Linked DNA regions of Mus musculus: region 2 is linked to region 1. A link is a loop called in an ENCODE intact Hi-C map of the cell type or tissue named here. Cell type or tissue: gastrocnemius. All regions are shown on one strand. Links, peaks and the distances in the headings refer to the core of each region. The heading gives the core; the rest is flanking DNA. Region 1 has its middle 8.0 kb from the start of Gm52200. Region 2 has its middle 19 kb from the start of Krt72.

Region 1 (8,329 bases), core at 317-8,316:
ATCTACAACTTGGGGAGAGGGGGCACCTAGACACTCTAGTCCTGTAGGACATGAAGTGACATTGGGGGACCCAAGGCATCACTGCCACCCAGCCTGTTGGTATGTGTGGTTCTCTACAACATCTCGGGGCAGGGAGTGGAGCTTCCGTGACATTCCCTGAGAGTGTGGGCACCCAGGACTCACTTCCAATGACTACAAGGACTTCCAAGTCCGGATGAGGAGTTAGCAAACCTTCTGGGACTCAATATTCTTGGCTTTGCTAATGGCCTTTGCTGTGACACTGTAGCTGTGCCAATGATGTGAAGGGCCACAGGGACACAACTTGAGAGGAGGGGAGGGTTCATTAAGCTCCTGCCTGGGTTCACACAGGCACCATGGCTCCTCCAGAATCTCCTCTTCTCTCTGTGAGGGAAGCTAGCTGTCGTAACACGGGGATGGTGGGCAGCCAGTGGCGTGATCTACTTGTGGGAGGCCTAGGACCCAACGCCTCTTGCTAGTGCCCACATGGAGAGCCTTCTCAGCCATGTTCCTGTCAGGTGGCCAGCACCCTGATCATAACCTCCAAGAAGCCAGAGCCTGAAGCCAGCCAGCTGGGCTGCTCACAGTTCCTACCACAGAAACTGAAAAGTGTCTATTGTGGTGGGTGGCTAAGTTTTGGGATACTTGGTGACACAGTAAAGGGATAATGTTTGGAGGGTCAGCAAGAGCCAGGTAAGTGGATGTCAAGTGTTTTATATTTTACTGAAAGCACCTAGCAGCTTTTCATTGATCTCTAAATAGGAACTTGGCTTTGACAGTCTATTTATTTATTTATTTATTTATTTATTTATTTATTTATCTATCTATTTATTTATTTATGACTCTGTTCCTTTTGTGTTTTAGACAGTGTCTTACTATGTTGCCCTGGCTAGCTTGGAATTTTCTATGTAGACCGGGCTGGCCTCAAACTCTCGGGGACCCACCTTCCTCTGCTTCCCATATACTGAGATGGGTTTGACATTCTTAGAGCAAGTACAGTCCCTTGTGGAGTGAGCCAGGGCTCAAGGCTTCCAGGGTGGGAAAGGCAGGTGGGACTCCCAGTCAAGAGGGTCAACTTAGGGGTCTGCAGAGGTGGCTCAGTGGTTCAGAGCTTGTACTTGCTGAACACCCACATGGCAATACACAATGACCTCTAATTCCAGCTCCAGGAGATTTAGTGCCCTCTTCTGGCCGCACAGGCACCTGCGCTCATATGCTACACCGCTCCCCAGACACAGGTATACAGGCATAGACACGTAATTAAAACGAAACTAAAGTAAAAATTTTTTAAGGGTGTTAACTCTTGGTGGTGCATACCTATAATCCCAGCATTTGGGAGCAAGAGGCAGAGGGATTGTGAGCTCAAGGCTGCTTTGGGCTGCGGATTATCTATCTATCTATCTATCTATCTATCTATCTATCTATCTATCTATCTATCTAATCATTTATCTGTCATCTATCATCTACCTAATCTATCATCTATCTACTTACCTATTATCTATCTATCTATCTATCTATCTATCTATCTATCTATCTATCTAATCATTTATTTGTCATCTATCGCCTACCTAATCTATCATCTATCTACTTACTTATTATCTATCTATCTATCTATCTATCTATCTATCTATCTATCTATCTATCTAATCATTTATCTGTCATCTATCATCTACCTAATCTATCATCTATCTACTTACCTATTATCTATCTATTTATCTATCTATCTATCTATCTATCTAGCTATCCATCCATCTATCATCTATCTATCTATCTATCTATCTATCTATCTATCTATCTATCTATCTATCATCTATCTGTCATCTATCTATCTAATCATTTATCTGTCATCTATCATCTACCTAATCTATTATCTATCTATCTATCTATCTATCTATCTATCTATCTATCTATCTACCTATCTGTCATCTACCTATCTGTTATCTATCTATCTGTCATCTATCTATCTATCTATCTATCTATCTATCTATCTATCTATCTATCTACCTATCTATCTACCTATCTGTCATCTACCTATCTGTCATCTACCTATCTGTCATCTATCTATCTGTCATCTATCTATCTATCTATCTATCTATCTATCTATCTACCTATCTGTCATCTATCTATCTATCTATCTATCTATCTATCTATCTACCTATCTACCTATCTGTCATCTATCTATCTATCTATCTATCTATCTATCTATCTATCTATCTCTCAAAGTCAACCAGTCAGACAAATCAAGCTCAAGCCTGGGAAGATGATGTGGTAGGTAGAGCATTTGCCATGCAAGTCTGATGACCTGCGTTTTGTTCCTGTAACCCACATAAAGGTAGGAGTAGAGGCCTCAGTCCACAAAGTTGTCTTCTGACCCCCACACTCACACCAAGGCATGTGTATACCCCACCCCAACACACTGGATGACAAATAGGACTTTTAGGTCAGCTGTTCACAATTGTATATCACCCCCATTTCCCAAATAAAGCTTTTCTTACCCTTTAATATTTAATAAATAAAATTTAAAAAGTCTTTAAAAAACAGTGCAAATGTCAACCAATTTTCCTCCCACAAGTACAGATATCAGTACCACCCTTGGACATTAGATAAATGCAGGGGTCATGGTCCCTAGGGCATGTCCATTAAATTCACCAGCCTGATGGTCAGAGAGATGGTGGAGCCTGACAGGTGGATGCAGACAATATATCTGTGACCAAGAAGGAACTCATCACAGCTGTCCAACATCTGGAAGATTCACCCAGGCCAGAGACTTAGCATAGGAACATCAACTGCAGCAGTCAGGAGAGAGCTCAGGAGGGTTTTCACGGGGGCGGGGGGGGGGGCGCAAAGTGGGCACGCGCATTGTTTGTAACCGTCCCTGTGGTGGTTTAAATGAGAATGGCCTCCACAGGCTCATAGATTTGGCTACTTGGTCCACAGTTGGTGCAACTATTTGGGAAGGATTAGGAGGTGTGTTCAGGGGCCAAGGTGAGCTTGGAAGTTTCAAAAGCATTCAAAAGTCATCAAAGATGGTTCATGCTGTGATCTATCTATCTATCTATCTATCTATCATCTATCTATCATCGCATCTGATTCATGCTTGTGGATCAAGATGTAAGCTCTCAGCGGCTATGCAAATACATTTCTGCTTGCCTGCTGCCATGTTCCCTACCACAAGGGCCATGTGCTCTAACCCTCAGGGACTGTGAGCCCAAATGAACACTTGATAAGCTGACCTGGTCATGGTGTCTTAGCCCCAGCAATAGGAATGTTACTAGAACAGTCCCCAGGACTGTTAAATCTCAGGACATCTGCAGAATGAAGGTGCCCAATTACATGATATTGTCAATAGGTGCTTGCCAGGTGAGCAAGTGTGGAAGTGTTCAACTTTTGAAGGCGTGGTGCGGTGGGGCCTTTGAGACGGTTTCCTGTAGGTAAGTGGGCCGGGAGCTGGCTGAGGGCCAGGATGACCATGAATTCCTGATCTTCCCTTACCCCACTTTGCTGAGCTAAATCCTAGACCTGAACCTCATGGAGATGCCCTCATGGTTCTCTTGGGAGGGCTAAGCCCATAGCCATGCCCCTTCCCCCTGGGAGGGCTAAGTCAATAGTCACCGCCCTTTCCCCCTGGGAGGTTAAAGCCATAGTCATGCCCTTCCTCCTGGGAGGGCTATCCCATAGCCACGCCCCTTCCCTGGGGGTGAGTCTAAGCCCAGAGTTACGCCCCTTCTCCTTGGGGGGCAGTCTAAACCCATAGTCACGCCCCTTCCCCCTGGGAGGGCTAAATCAATAGTCATGCCCTTCCTCCTAGGAGGGCTATCCCATAGCCACGCCCCTTCCCCTTGGGGGGCGGTCTAAACCCATAGTCACGCCCCTTCCCCTTAGGGGCTCTAAGTCCATAGTCACGGCCCCTTCTTGCAGAGATACTTAATTTTCACGAGTGTCTTAATTTTCTGTCCTAAGGATTCACCAACTTGGTGGCTTAAAACACCAGAAATCGATTACCTCACAGGTCTGTAAGTCCATGTTTATATCAAGGGGTCTGCAGGGCTGTGGCCCTGGTGAAGGCTCCAGGGCAGACCCTTCTTCTGCCTCCTTCTGCTGGCTTTTAGCAGCTTGGAGGATTCCGCAGTCCTCGTAGATTTGCTCTGAGCTCACCACGTGCCGGTGTATTCTTCTTGTCAGTTTCTCACAAGGATACCTGTCATTAGATTTAGGGTTCACTTGGGAACTAGAGGGGATCTCACTTGCATACTCCAGATGAAGTCATCCTCCCAGGTAGATTTTTCTGGGGCCATTGCTCAACTTACTTTAGGGTTTTTGATCTAAGCCATGTATGTTTCATAGGTGGGAGAAGATTCTGTGGGTTCCTGACGACCTCACCTGGAGGACTGCTTTGGCCTGTTTGGCAAGTTCGTCGGTTTCTCTTGTGTATGCACACTGGTGCCCCTCTCGAGTGGCTCATAGGGCTACCGGCAGCTCCCCCAGAAAGCTGTTTAGAGAGGAGGGTGGAGTAATGGGGCTATATAGAGAGGTTTGGTTAAGCCCTACTTCTGCCTGCTACAGGGACTCCACGGGTGGGTCCTCCTGTACAAACTCATTGACAGGAAGGGAACCCTTCCGTTGGTTCCCTCACCTTTCAGCCCAGGCCCACGTCACAATCTCACTCATCAGCTTCAGGGCACTACTCTGCCTACTTTTCGAGCTCCAGTCCAACCATCACTGAGTTGAAGGAAGACTCAAGCTGCAGCACCGCTTGCCTCTGTTTCCTAGTTCACTCACCCTTGCCAACTGCCTGGTGGCTTTCTTCACCAGCTCTGGTTCGGTCCCAAGAGCCTAAGGAGGTCTAGTCCTATGTTGTCCACTGGAGGGCGCTCCTGCTCCGTGGAACTTGCTGTTTCCCAGTGGGGGCAGGGCTGCGGCAGCTTTTCTGCGGGAGGTGGACAAGAGAGGCTGTTGAGCCTGCCCAGCAGGTCTGGGTGTGGTGTGAGGAAGCTGCAGGCCTGGGAGAGCTGGGTTATACACACATGGTTTAAAAGGTGTGTGTGTGTGTGTGTGTGTGTGTGTGTGTGTGTGTGTGTACATGAGGAGAAGGGCAGTCAGTGATGGTGTCAGTTGTAAATGTCCTGGTTCCTCTGACTCTCTCAGGCCTAGGGTCCCCACAGTTGTGTTGTAAGGACTCAGGTAAAAGACTGAGTCTGGCCCTGTCCACCCCCACTCCCTTCCACATTTTCACTCAAGGACAGCTTTGGAGTCTTATGTCACTCTTCTTATAAGTGAGATTCAAGCAACCATACATACTCCTGCCACAGGACCATCATGGGATGTGCTGGACATGCAGGGGTGTGGGGTGGGGATCTAGTTCGGAGTCAGGGTGGCAGGGGATGTCAGGTGGAGAGAGCTGGGCTGGAGAACCTATTGCTCAGAGGTGCAGGTGTGAAAATAGTGTGCAGGTGTGAAGTGTGTACCCAGGGGTGAAGAATGCCCAGGTATGAAGTATGTGCAGGTGTGAAGAGTGCACAGGTGTGAAGTGCTGCAGGTGTGAAGAGTGCCCAAGTGTGAAGAGTGCGCAGGTATGAAGTGTGTATCCAGGTGTGAAGAGTGTGCAGGTGTAAAGAGTGCCCAGGTATAAAGAGTGCCCAGGTGTGAAGAATGCCCAGGTGTGAAGTATGTGTGCAGGTGTGAAGTGTGTGCAGGTGTAAAGAGTGCCCAGGTGTGAAGAATACCAAAGCTGTTGCTGGGAGTCTGGGTGAGAGGGAAGAGGGCCTTTGGAGCTGGAACCTGGAGCCTGCCTTAGGGCTATAGGGAGGCCTAACATGGGCTGGAGGAGTATGGGGCTGGCCTGGAAGGAAAGATGGCTTTCACTGTGCCTGGGCACCATTTTGTACATCATGGGGTCCTGCTGGGTTGGGCTGGGTGTGGCTGGCAGACAGTGGATTCTTGGTTGCTGTGGTGGGTTGAGGGTCACTCCGTGATGAGGACTGCAGGCTGAAGGCGGAAGTGTTTGGAGGGTTGTGCTATTAACCCAGGCTTTTGAAAGACCCACATTGTGACAGGGAGAATCATCCCTCTGATGAACATGGGGTGAGTTGAGGTTGGACGGTGGGGGCAAGAAGGGCAGGGACCTGGGCCATGATGGCTGCTGGAGAGCAGGGCGGGTTTCCTAGGAGGAAGAACCTCTTCACTGAACTGAACTGAACTGAACTGAACTGAACTGAACTGAACTGGAGAATCTATGAGAATCTGCATCTCTACTTGGGACACCCTGGCCTGGGACCTGGCCTTACCTGTCCCCAATCTCCTGTCTCCCCTGGTTCCCACTGCCCACAAGTGGCTGTGACTCCTGGCTAGGATTCTGGTGTGAGCCCTGGTTATATGGAGACCTGGGATTGGGTAAAAGAGCTTCAGCCTCAACCCCACTGAGTGACGTGACATGACAGGGCCTCGTGTGTGTATGTGTGTGTGTGTGTGTGTGTGTGTGTGTGTGTGTGTCCTTGGCTCACCACTCTCTAAGCCAGGGCTCCTCATATGATGGTGACAGGCCCAGAAAAGAGTCACCAGGGATGGCCCTGCCTCCTCAGGGCTGAGGGTGAGAGGAAGCTGAAGGGAGTGGTGTCAGGGATTGTGGAATGTGGCCTCAGCTGGGGCTCAGAATCCCCTCAGCTGGCTATGGCAGCTGCCTTGGAAGTGGTTGAGGTTGTAGAGACTCAGACCAGCAAGCTAGCCCTGTGCTTCTCTCTAGATAGCAGCTGGCAGGGGTTTTAGGATGGAGAGGGGGTTTCCATAGCAGGAAGATCTGGGGGCTGGGAAGAACTTTTGGCCTTTATTCCAGGAGCCTGGGTTGCTGAGGGTTGAGGTGTGGGAGGGTATTGTTGCAGAGGGCTTCCAGCTGTGAGGCAGAGGGCTTCTAGCTGTGTAGCACAGTACACTTGACTGTGGAAATAGGGCAGGCCACAGCGGGACAGTAGGTCTGGAATCTATATGACTCTTGGGAGTCCTGGAATGGAACTGCTGGGGGACCTCAGGGAAAGATTGTCTTGTTTCAAGCCCTTGCTCCCCTGTGGTGAGTCACAGGCCGGGCATGCGGGCATCTATCCCACTGCTCTGGTCTACCCCAGGCACTGCTTTCTGAAGAGGGCTCCAGATGGTGGCTGTGGGTTGGGCCCAGGTGGGCAGTGAGGTCAGAAGCAGCTTGGAGCTTGGAGCAGGGCTGTGTCAGTGGTGAAGGCAGTGTGCTTCCGGAGTATGGACAGGAACCATGGTGGAGGGGCTGTGGAGTAGGGTCAGGGTTGGGTAACACTGGAATTTGTGGTGTGAGTGTGTCAGTCTGAGAGACAGGGTTTGGGATGGGATGGGATGGGTTTATATCTGAAACATGAAGAGAGGGACATATTAACGTTTGGAGAGACACACCTATCCCCACCCCTCTCTAATGGTCCAACTTGAGGGGATCACAGGCCTCCCCACCCCCGACCAGCACTACTACCATCCCACCTAAGTCCCTGCAGCAGAGGCAAAAGGAGACAACCCCTCACTGACCAGGTCTGGATGAGGAACTGGGAGCTGAGCCAGGGAAGACTGGACAGTTTGGGCTCAGGCCAAGATTGCAGCCCACCAGGACACCCAGCCTGGGCACTAGAGTCCAGCTCTTCCTGCTACAGAAACCCCCTCTCCATCCTAAAACCCCTGCCAGCTGCTATCTAGAGAGAGAGAGGCACAGGACTAGCTTGCTGGTCTGAGCCTCTGCAGTTCAGACTTGGGGTTGGGACTAGCACTATGTTGGGTGACAGAGGTCTCTGGACGAGGGACAGTAGGCAGGGTTGGGCTGGCATCAAATACATCTTCAGTCTCCTTTGGGCCTTTTGTCTCACTTTGGCTGGGTCTTTTCCACCCTGGGGTTCAGGGAGGGGTGCAGAAGGAGGTACCTTGCAAAGAGTCCTAAGCACAAGATCTAGTGTCATGTGGACCAAGGCCCATGATGGGCCTGGGGCCTGGGGCTCTGTCCTCCTTTCTATCTGTCTTGCCTCCACCTCTTCTCTCACTCTGGACTGCGTCTGGGTGTTCTGGCCCCTTTGAGCCCTGACTGGTGGTGGGTTCAGGCTCAGCAGAGTGAGGCCTGTCCTTCCCTTCCCTCCTGGGGTGGTGAAGCTGGGCCTGCACCTCGCCTCACCTTAACCAGAAGGGTTACCTGAAGATGGCTGTCCCATCTTGTCATGGTTCTCACATTTTGAGAGCCTGGCTGAGCGGCTAGGGTCAGGGGCCCAAGGGGTCAGGGGTCAGGGCTATGGCTATGCAGCCTGGCCTGGAGCTGGAT
Region 2 (8,329 bases), core at 96-8,095, 440 kb after region 1:
CCACCATACCCATATCCAAAGCTGTGCCTTGTGCCCCGAGCACTGCCACCTGCCACATTGTAGGAAGTATGCTGATTCCCTCCAAGACTGTAGAGGCTCCTGCTGCTGAGGCCAGTCCTGTGGCCAGCTGTGTGGCAAGAAGCCATGCTGCCCATGGGTTCCTTGACACCACTGCAGAAAGCACACTGAAGTTGCCCTTGTCACTGCATGACCTGAAGTTCAGTTGCCAACTCATGGTAGAGCAGATAGAGCGTGCTGGAGCTGAAGAAAGACTGGGGCATAGGAGGGCTGCCTCCTTTTATCCCCACCAAGCCCAGGGCACCGGAAAAGGGCGTCTCTCCACTATCTCCTTCCCCTTCAGAAGGACTGGAGCAATTTGCAGAGCATAGATCTCCAAGCCTTTGAGCAACAGAGCCCTTTTAATAGAAAGTGGAATATGCTGCCTTTGCACACTACAGTGATCTAATTTGGAGTTTATCTGGCTCCTAATTAGGGACCTGCAGAGTTATCCCCTTCAGCCATCTCTCAGCTTCATGTTTCCAGGTTCCTTCTTGCTTATCTGCGACAAGGCACAGGGTAAATGTCTGCCTCATCTGGGGGTTGGGGGGTGGGGAGGTCCTCCAAACACTCAGGCTTCCCCTCTAAGGAAGCCATTTCCTGTCACCTGGTCTTCTTGAGGAATGGGATACTAAGAAATGAGATGGCTCTGTCCTCACAGATCTAGCTAGGTCAAAAAACGAAGGTCCATGGAGTCGCCATGTGGGTTATGCTAAGGACCACAGCTGTCCAGCAATAAATAGGCCCCAAGACAGGGTAGAAATGAGAGCCAGTGTCAGTTTGACCCCACATGAGCACTGTGTGGGCTTTCTATATTTGGCAGTATCTAGCTTACGGTGGCTTCAAAGATGCTCTCTCAACAGTGAGAAACTTCTCAGGTAGCCGCCATTTTGCCCTCTGGAATTTTCTCTCCTGGCTGAGGCTGTCTGTCTGTCCTGAGAGCTCAGGCAGGATGGGAGAGTAACCGACCTCTAGCTTGGTTAGAACACATCCTAGCTAAAGTTAGTCAAAGGTAAGAATTCCTAGGCCCTGTTCCTTGGCCCCCGGGCACCATTCTGCCAATTCCCTGATCTCTTTCAGAAACTGCTCAGTTTTAGTATAGAAGACACCAGCCTGTGAGAAGTCAGGGGGCCTGGTGGGATGAGATCTTTTTGAAGACTCTCAGAACAAAGTATCCGGCAGCCATCCCAGCCCAGGGTACTGTCCACTGCCCATGAGCACACTGGGAAGCTTTGACAAGCTTTGATCAGGCAAAGGGGCGAGGGCTAGGGTTAGGAAAGGGCAAGCCTTGGAGAGCGATCAGAGAGACAGAGCAACCTCAGAGGACCAGCCCAGGAATATTTTTCACATCAGCCCTGAAGTGATGAGTCCTCCCTCTCAGAGGCACTGCATCTTACTATCCCTCACAGAGCCTGGCTCCAAGACATGGGGGAAGCAACCGAAGTGGTGGCTTTGCCTGTGGTTTTCTAGGCCAGATTGCAAAGGTGGCAAAGTCTAACTTTGCTTCCTTTCTGATGTGGAAATGTCAATAAACTGTGTAAGGTCCTTGACCCGGAACGACCATTGAATGTCTCTGGACTAGAAGCAGAGTCTACTCCAAGAACTGAGGCCCAGGCTGAGGTCCTGGAGTAACTGGAGAGCTCTGTGAACAGTAAGCCAAGAGGCACTGGGGAGGAGGGGCTGTTTTGGATGGTGATAAAGAATGTCCAGAAGACTGGATCCATGAGCAACAGTACTCACCATAGGAGCTGGACTCGACTAGCAAGGGCTGAAGGATGGCATACAGTAACAGAAGCAAGCGAGACAGCTACATCAGGGTCCTTTCAGCAAAACCTTGCTGGCATATGCAATGCCTGCCAAATACAGAAGTGGATGCTCACGGTCATCTATTGGATGGAACACAGGGCCCCCAATGGAGGAGCTAGAGAAAGTACCTAAGAGCCGAAGGGGTCTGCAACCCTATAGGTGAAACAACAATATGAACTAACCAGTACCCCCAGAGCTTGTGTCTCTAGCTGCATATGTAGCAGAAGATAGCCTAGTGGGCCATCATTGGGAAGAGAGGCCCCTTGATCTTGCAAACTTTATATGCCCCAGTACAGGAGAACGCCAGGGCCAAGAAGTAGGAGTGGGGGGGGGGTAGGGGAGCAGGGCAGGGGGAGGGTATAGGGGACTTTCGGGATAGCATTTGAAATGTAAATGAAGAAAATACCTAATTAAAAAAATTGAAAAAAAATAATAAGAAGAAGCAAGCATGGTAACAGTAAGGCCTGTTGCTGTCCTGGTAGCAGTATGAGGGGAAGAGTCAATGTGTGTGTGTGTGTGTGTGTGTGTGTGTGTGTGTGTGTGTGTGTGTGTGTGTCCCTCCATACATATGAGGTATTATAACAAGTGCTACATATCATACTTACTTTAATTATTTAAAGACATGATCTCTCTTTCTGTGTAGCTGAAGACAGAGCAGGAACTGCACCTTGCCCAATGCTAGGATGCCAGGCCTGTGCCACACCAGACAAGGGAGAGCTAATATAACCCGTGCATTGCTGCTTACAGTTGTGGAAATAGAAGCTTAGCGGCATTGCCCAGAATCACTCAGCCAGTAAGTCGGAGATGTCCTCAAGTTCAAGTGTGTCTGTTTTCCCTGACTGCTACAACTGTCATGTGGCCGACATGACAGTTTGTAGGCCAGGACAGAGATTTCTGATGTGTATAGCAGGCACTGCAGAGACCCTCATGGTATGAGGGAAAGGGGGGTTTGCAATGAATCCGGAGCTCCCATCAGGAGAAACCCAAGATTAGACATCATTCTAGTGTTCAGAGCAAACAGCGGCCAAAGTAGTGATGAGCAGACAGAAGGAAAAGACCCACCTTCATAGTAGAGGCTATTTGGGAATTTTTAGAACCCCATGCTTGCCTCTCGTCTCCAGCTCCTAAGGGAAAATAAACCTGGCTCCCTTTGAGGTTCCCTAGGATGAGTCAAAAAAAGCATGTGCATCACCCAGCAGAGCGGGAGCCCAGCCCGGTAGGAGGGCTAGACTTCTTAGTGGGGCCCTCTAAGGGGAGCCCTGAAAAAGCAGTGCATGCTGGAGCAGACTTGGGGGTACCCAGCAGCAGATTTCCAGGTGCCAGTGATCATGCTACAGAAGAGGTCAACATAGTGCTCAGACACAGGTCCACATATACCCTCTCCCCCAGGCCCACGGACCATCACGGAAGAAGTGGGTAGAAAGATTTTAACAGTAAGAGGTCAGAAAGAACCAGAGCCAAAGCAGTGCCTTCTGGGTATGACGGGAACTCAGGGCAGCTGGAGTCCATGCACAAGATCAAGTCTGTCAACATTCTAGCTTGGGGTGGGAAGGGGATCGTAAGCACAAACTCTTAAATAAGAGCTGCGGGTAGTTGAGTTTCTGGGGCCTGTCGGGAGATATTCAGGTTTCTTCAAGGGCGTGGGTCCTGATAGGTCATCTGTGCACCAGTGAATGGCCCCACCCCCAGGAGTACATAAGCAGTCAATTGTTACAAAAATGGAGTTGATTGTTATAAAAACAACATGATTTTAAGTTTCTGGGTAGGGATGTGAGAGTAGGTCAGGGAGGAGTTAGGGGTGAATGTTATCAAAACACATTGTATAAAATTCTCAAAGAATTAACTTTTAAGAAGAAAGAAAGGTAAAGAAAGGACCCACACACACTTCAAAACAGCAGGGTGTAGGGAACTAGGAAGGGGATCTGGGGCCCTGGAACCCTTCCTTTTCATTCTCAAAGAAATCCTGAGGGTCCCTATGCACAGACCCTGCCTGGGGTGGTCAATAAGAGTGTCATGGGGACCGCTGTCAGTGAAACAGGAGGCAGAGGGACAGCAGTGGTGTGACTGAGCTCACTTTGGGCCGTTGGCTCCTTCCCTGTCTGGGATAAATAGATCTTGGTTGTAATTATCATTGCTATTAGGGTGTGTGTGTGTGTGTGCATCTCTAGGAAAGACACAGTTTGTGTGAGTGGAGACAGAGGTGCCTCCTGATTCCAAGGAGGTACAAGAAGGAATCACCTGAGGATCTCCCTCTAGCTGCCACTGCCACTGCCACCATCACCACACTATGTTGGCTGTCCTTCAGTTACTCACAGCCATGCACACCCCTTTGTAAGTTCATTGAAATGGTGAATATCTAAAGCCTGGAGAGATTGATTCAGGCAATGCATATGAAACTGAGAACCTACTATGTGTACTCTATGTGGAACTGAGAACCTGTGTGCTCTCTATATCTTAGGCTCTAGAGGCAAACTAACCAAGCTAGATACTACAAAAGAGAAGTAAGTGGGATGTGTCCTATGAGGATTGTCACAGTTTTATCTCCACCTGCCTATGTCATGAGTGACACAGAATAACTGTGTCTTCCCCGGAAAACACACACACACACACACAAATACACACACATCAAAAATGACAGTGACAAAGACAACCAAGTTTTGTCCCAGACAGGGAAGGAGCTAATGGCACAAAGAAGATTCTGTCAAATCAGCTTGGCTAATAAGAAGGTTTGTACTGGCTAGTTTTGTGTCAACTTGACACAGGCTGGAGTTATCACAGTGAAAGGAGCTTCAGTTGGGGAAATGCCTCCATGAGATCCAACTGTAAGGGGTGATCAAGGGGGGAGGTCACCTTGTGGGTGGTGCCATCTCTGGGCTGGTAGTCTTGGTTCTATAAGAGAGCAAGCTGAGCAAGCCAGGGGAAGCAAGCCAGTAAGGAACATCCCTCCATGGCCTCTGCATCAGCTCCTGCTTTCTGACCTGCTTGAGTTCCAGTCCTGACTTCCTTCAGTGATGAACAGCAGTATGGAAGTGTAAGCTCAATAAACCCTTTCCTCCCCAACTTGCTTCTTGGTCATGATGTTTGTGCAGGAATAGAAACCCTAACTAAGACAGGGGTTATTTATGGGAACACAGGTAATTCATGGGCATGTATGCTACTGAAAAGCCCCCAGCACAGTCCTCTGTTTCCTCAAATGTAGCAGCAGATGAAATGCTGGGGAGAGAAGGAACCAGGTAATGATCGCATAAATGTATCTGAAGGGTCTTGTCCCTCTGAGAAAATGCCAATAGTCCTACTTGCCTGAAGGTTTCTGTGCATTATTACAGTTGCTCTGCTTCAGGGTGGCAAAGGTCCTGTCCAACTAGGAGGAAACAAAACACTCTACAGCTGTTGTTGAAATTTGAACTCTTTAAATAATTACTTCCAAGTATGCTGTGCTGGATGGTTTTGAGTGTCAACTTGACACAAGGTAGAGTCAGCAAAGAAGAAGGAGTGTGTCTTGAGAAAATGCCTCCATGAGATTCAGCTGTAGGTCATTTTCTCAATTAGTGATCAAAGGGGAAGGGTCCAGCCTATTGTGAATGGTGCCATCCCTGGGCTGGTGGTCCTGAGGTCTATAAGAAAGCAGGCTGAGCAAGCCATTGGGGAGCAAGCCAGTAAACAGCATCCCTCCATGGCCTCTGCATCAGCTTCTGCCTCCAGGTTCCATCCGAGCATCCTGGGCAGGTACAGAGAGCAGGTTGTAAGCAGTACCCTTTTCCCTGTAGGCAGTGTAGAATCAGGGAAGAGTCTCCAGCAGGCAACCTCATCAAAACTGTATCACAAGTGGGTTCTACATTGTCTGAGAGCTTCAGGAGTTGCAGGGACCCTAGAAAGTCCCAAGGAAATTGATCCCATTGTGTTCTGATCTGTTACCACATTGATACAGAATATCCTGGGAAGGCAAAAATCCAACCCTGCAAAGCACATCACACCACCACCACCAACAACAACAAAAAAAAAATAGAAAGGATTCCCAATGGGATACCATGACAGTACCAAATGGGTAAGGCTGACGTCATGCCTATCTGCTTTGCAGAGGGTAATGAAGGTCATGTTTCTCTAACCCTTTGATCGACTGACTGCCCCTGAACCAGAGACAGATTCTGTAGACCAAAGTCATTCATGGAGAGAGGAAGGCTTCTGAGCAGACTGGAGCCATAAGATGAAGAGGGTCTGGCACTGAGTCTCCTCTTTATCCTTACCAGATGAACTCAGTGTCAAAACCCAGCCTTGCTGCCTCTCCTCAGTATGAAGGGCCTGATCTCTCCCCTCTTGGCCCAAAATCAGGCAGCTCCCTTCACAGGAGACATCTTTTCTCCCACTGTCTTCATGTTCCCTCTCCAAGCCCATCCATCGCCTTCCTGGCTTCTTTGGCTGTAGGATTCAGTCCCATAGCAGAAAGGCCTGGTCTAGAGGCAAGAGCTGAGTCAGAGTGGGAGAGTGGGGGTCGGGGGGGGGGGAGGTTGTGGGAGGTAGGGTGAGGGAAACAGTTAGCAGGGACTCTGTTTCTAAGCAGTGGGAGGAGGGACCAGGCACAGATCGAGGCAGCCAGGAGTGCCTCGATACTGTTTTGTAGGGTAAACCCTATGTAGTTGGCATTATTGAGGATGTTGGACTTTCAGGGCTATTCCCTGGGAAGTCCTCAGTGTCCATCACCAGAACATCCCCACTCACGTGCCGAGGAAGGCCCTCGGCTCTTGAAGGAAGTGTGTAGAGAGGTCTTTCCATGGGGAAGATTCTGTGAGACAATAAAAGGGATGGCCTCTGGGTTCTACTTCCTTGCTGCATATTAATGTAAGTAGAAATATAGGGACCATACGCTTTGCACTCGCTCAGCAATGAGAAACACAAACCTTGACCGTGGTGACCACCTGATTCGGACGTCACTGAGCACCGTGCCTGTGACAGAATGCTCAACCTAACTCACTCGGGCTCTGGCTCAGGAGCTCTGCCCCGAGATGCAGCTTCTGTGAACTCCTTTTTTATGTTCCCAGCCTGGATAATCCTTTAGCTTCAGCAACTCTTGCCTTGGGCTCACTAAGCTGCTGCCCCAGCTCATCTCTCACTTCTAACTCATGATGGCAACCACTTGACAGTCACTTAGTCTTTACTAGAGACCAAGCATTCTGGCTCTCTTTCTCCTGTCTTCTTTAAAAGTTCTCTGAGGCCCGGGCAGCCCTGCCTACCCCCTCCCAGTCATCACAGGCCTTTTCCTCCCGCTCACGTGCTCTCAGGTATGTCCAGGCAAGCACAGTCTTGCTCTAAGAAAGAAGAGGTTTCTTCCCTCGCTTGTTCCAAAATACCACGGCCTTCCCCCACCCTCCCACTCCCCCACCCCACCCTACCCCCGCTCAGAAACGGGTTCATCTGTCTCTTTGTTCCAGAACACCTCTGGCCTCGGCCACTTCTAGGAGATGTGTGTAAGATATTTTCTGACTCTGTCCTTCTCTGCGGTGTGATTCTTTTTCAAAAAGAACAAAAGGGTTGGGGGAGGGAGAGCACCTTAATCTTTTGATCATGAAGCCCGGTGCCTGATCCAGCTCTTCCTCTGCACATTTGCAGAGTAAACAAGCCTGGCTCTGCTGAGGGCTGTAATTAAGCCAAGTCATCACTAATGACATGTTTTCTGTCTCCCACCATCTCTGTCCAAACAGGAAGGAGGAGCCCTGCCCCATCTCATCCCTAGGGAGATGCTACAGTGGTGGGTCAGGACCATGGTGGGACGTGCCTCAGGTATAGATGGAATGGCCAGCCCCCTTTCTGGGTCAACATTATAACTGAGCCTACCAGACCCGGGAGATAGAATTAGGGAGAGGGTGGGAGCTGGGGAGATGCCACTGGGTAGGACCAAGGTACTGGGCACCAGGTAACACCAGAGAAGGTGGGGATTGGGAGGAAGAGACACAGAGGTAGGATATCAAGGGGGGAAAATGAAGGGTGTTGAGGGAAGATAGAGTCTGAAAAAGCTGCTCAGTGAAGAGCCGAGACTGAAGAAAGGGGCTGCACACCACGGCTGGCGACAGACTGCCAACCAAGCCCTTGAAGCTTGTCAACACAAATATCCGCATGCTGCCCAGCCAGAGACTGAGGGACAGGCCACCTGCTGACTTCAGGAAATGTCCTGCCCGAGCCCTATCCCCACAGACGCAGACTGGTCATAGAACTGGAGACTGGAGCAAGCAGTGGTTAGGAGCCGCTAGCTGTCGGCCACTGGAGCTCAGAGCCACAACATCATCTTCTCCCTCCGTAGCTAGAAAGCTCTACTCACCCTTCCCTCACAGTGCCAGGGAGGGCGGGTGCCAGGGAACCAAATCCTCACTTCCCTAGTGACCAGGGGTCTCAAGAAGGCAAGTGGGGGTTTGATGGCTGGCCACAAGTCACAATGCCCACTGCCAGATCAGAAGGGGGCTTTGTAAAATGAACC

The links. Hi-C counts contacts between places; a loop is a spot of excess contacts. Peaks named below come from ENCODE experiments on the same cell type or tissue, not always from the same donor. Only the 100,000 strongest peaks of a DNase experiment are listed, where the experiment ranks them.
Region 2: it touches region 1 in a loop (6-fold over the local background); 27 of 42 quality-filtered maps call a loop at or near these places.

The regions. Positions count from the first base shown.
Region 1 is chr15:101,322,549-101,330,877 of GRCm38, forward strand. No RefSeq gene overlaps it. Among named protein-coding and RNA genes, the nearest start is that of Gm52200, 8.0 kb to the left of the region's middle. In gastrocnemius, for the core only: CTCF peaks have their summits at 1,209 (motif pointing left) and 4,880 (motif pointing right); a DNase peak (open chromatin) is centred at 4,903; H3K27ac peaks cover 547 bases.
Region 2 is chr15:101,763,292-101,771,620 of GRCm38, forward strand. It overlaps the pseudogene Krt74. Among named protein-coding and RNA genes, the nearest start is that of Krt72, 19 kb to the right of the region's middle. In gastrocnemius, for the core only: no CTCF peak of the experiment used is centred there; no DNase peak of the experiment used is centred there.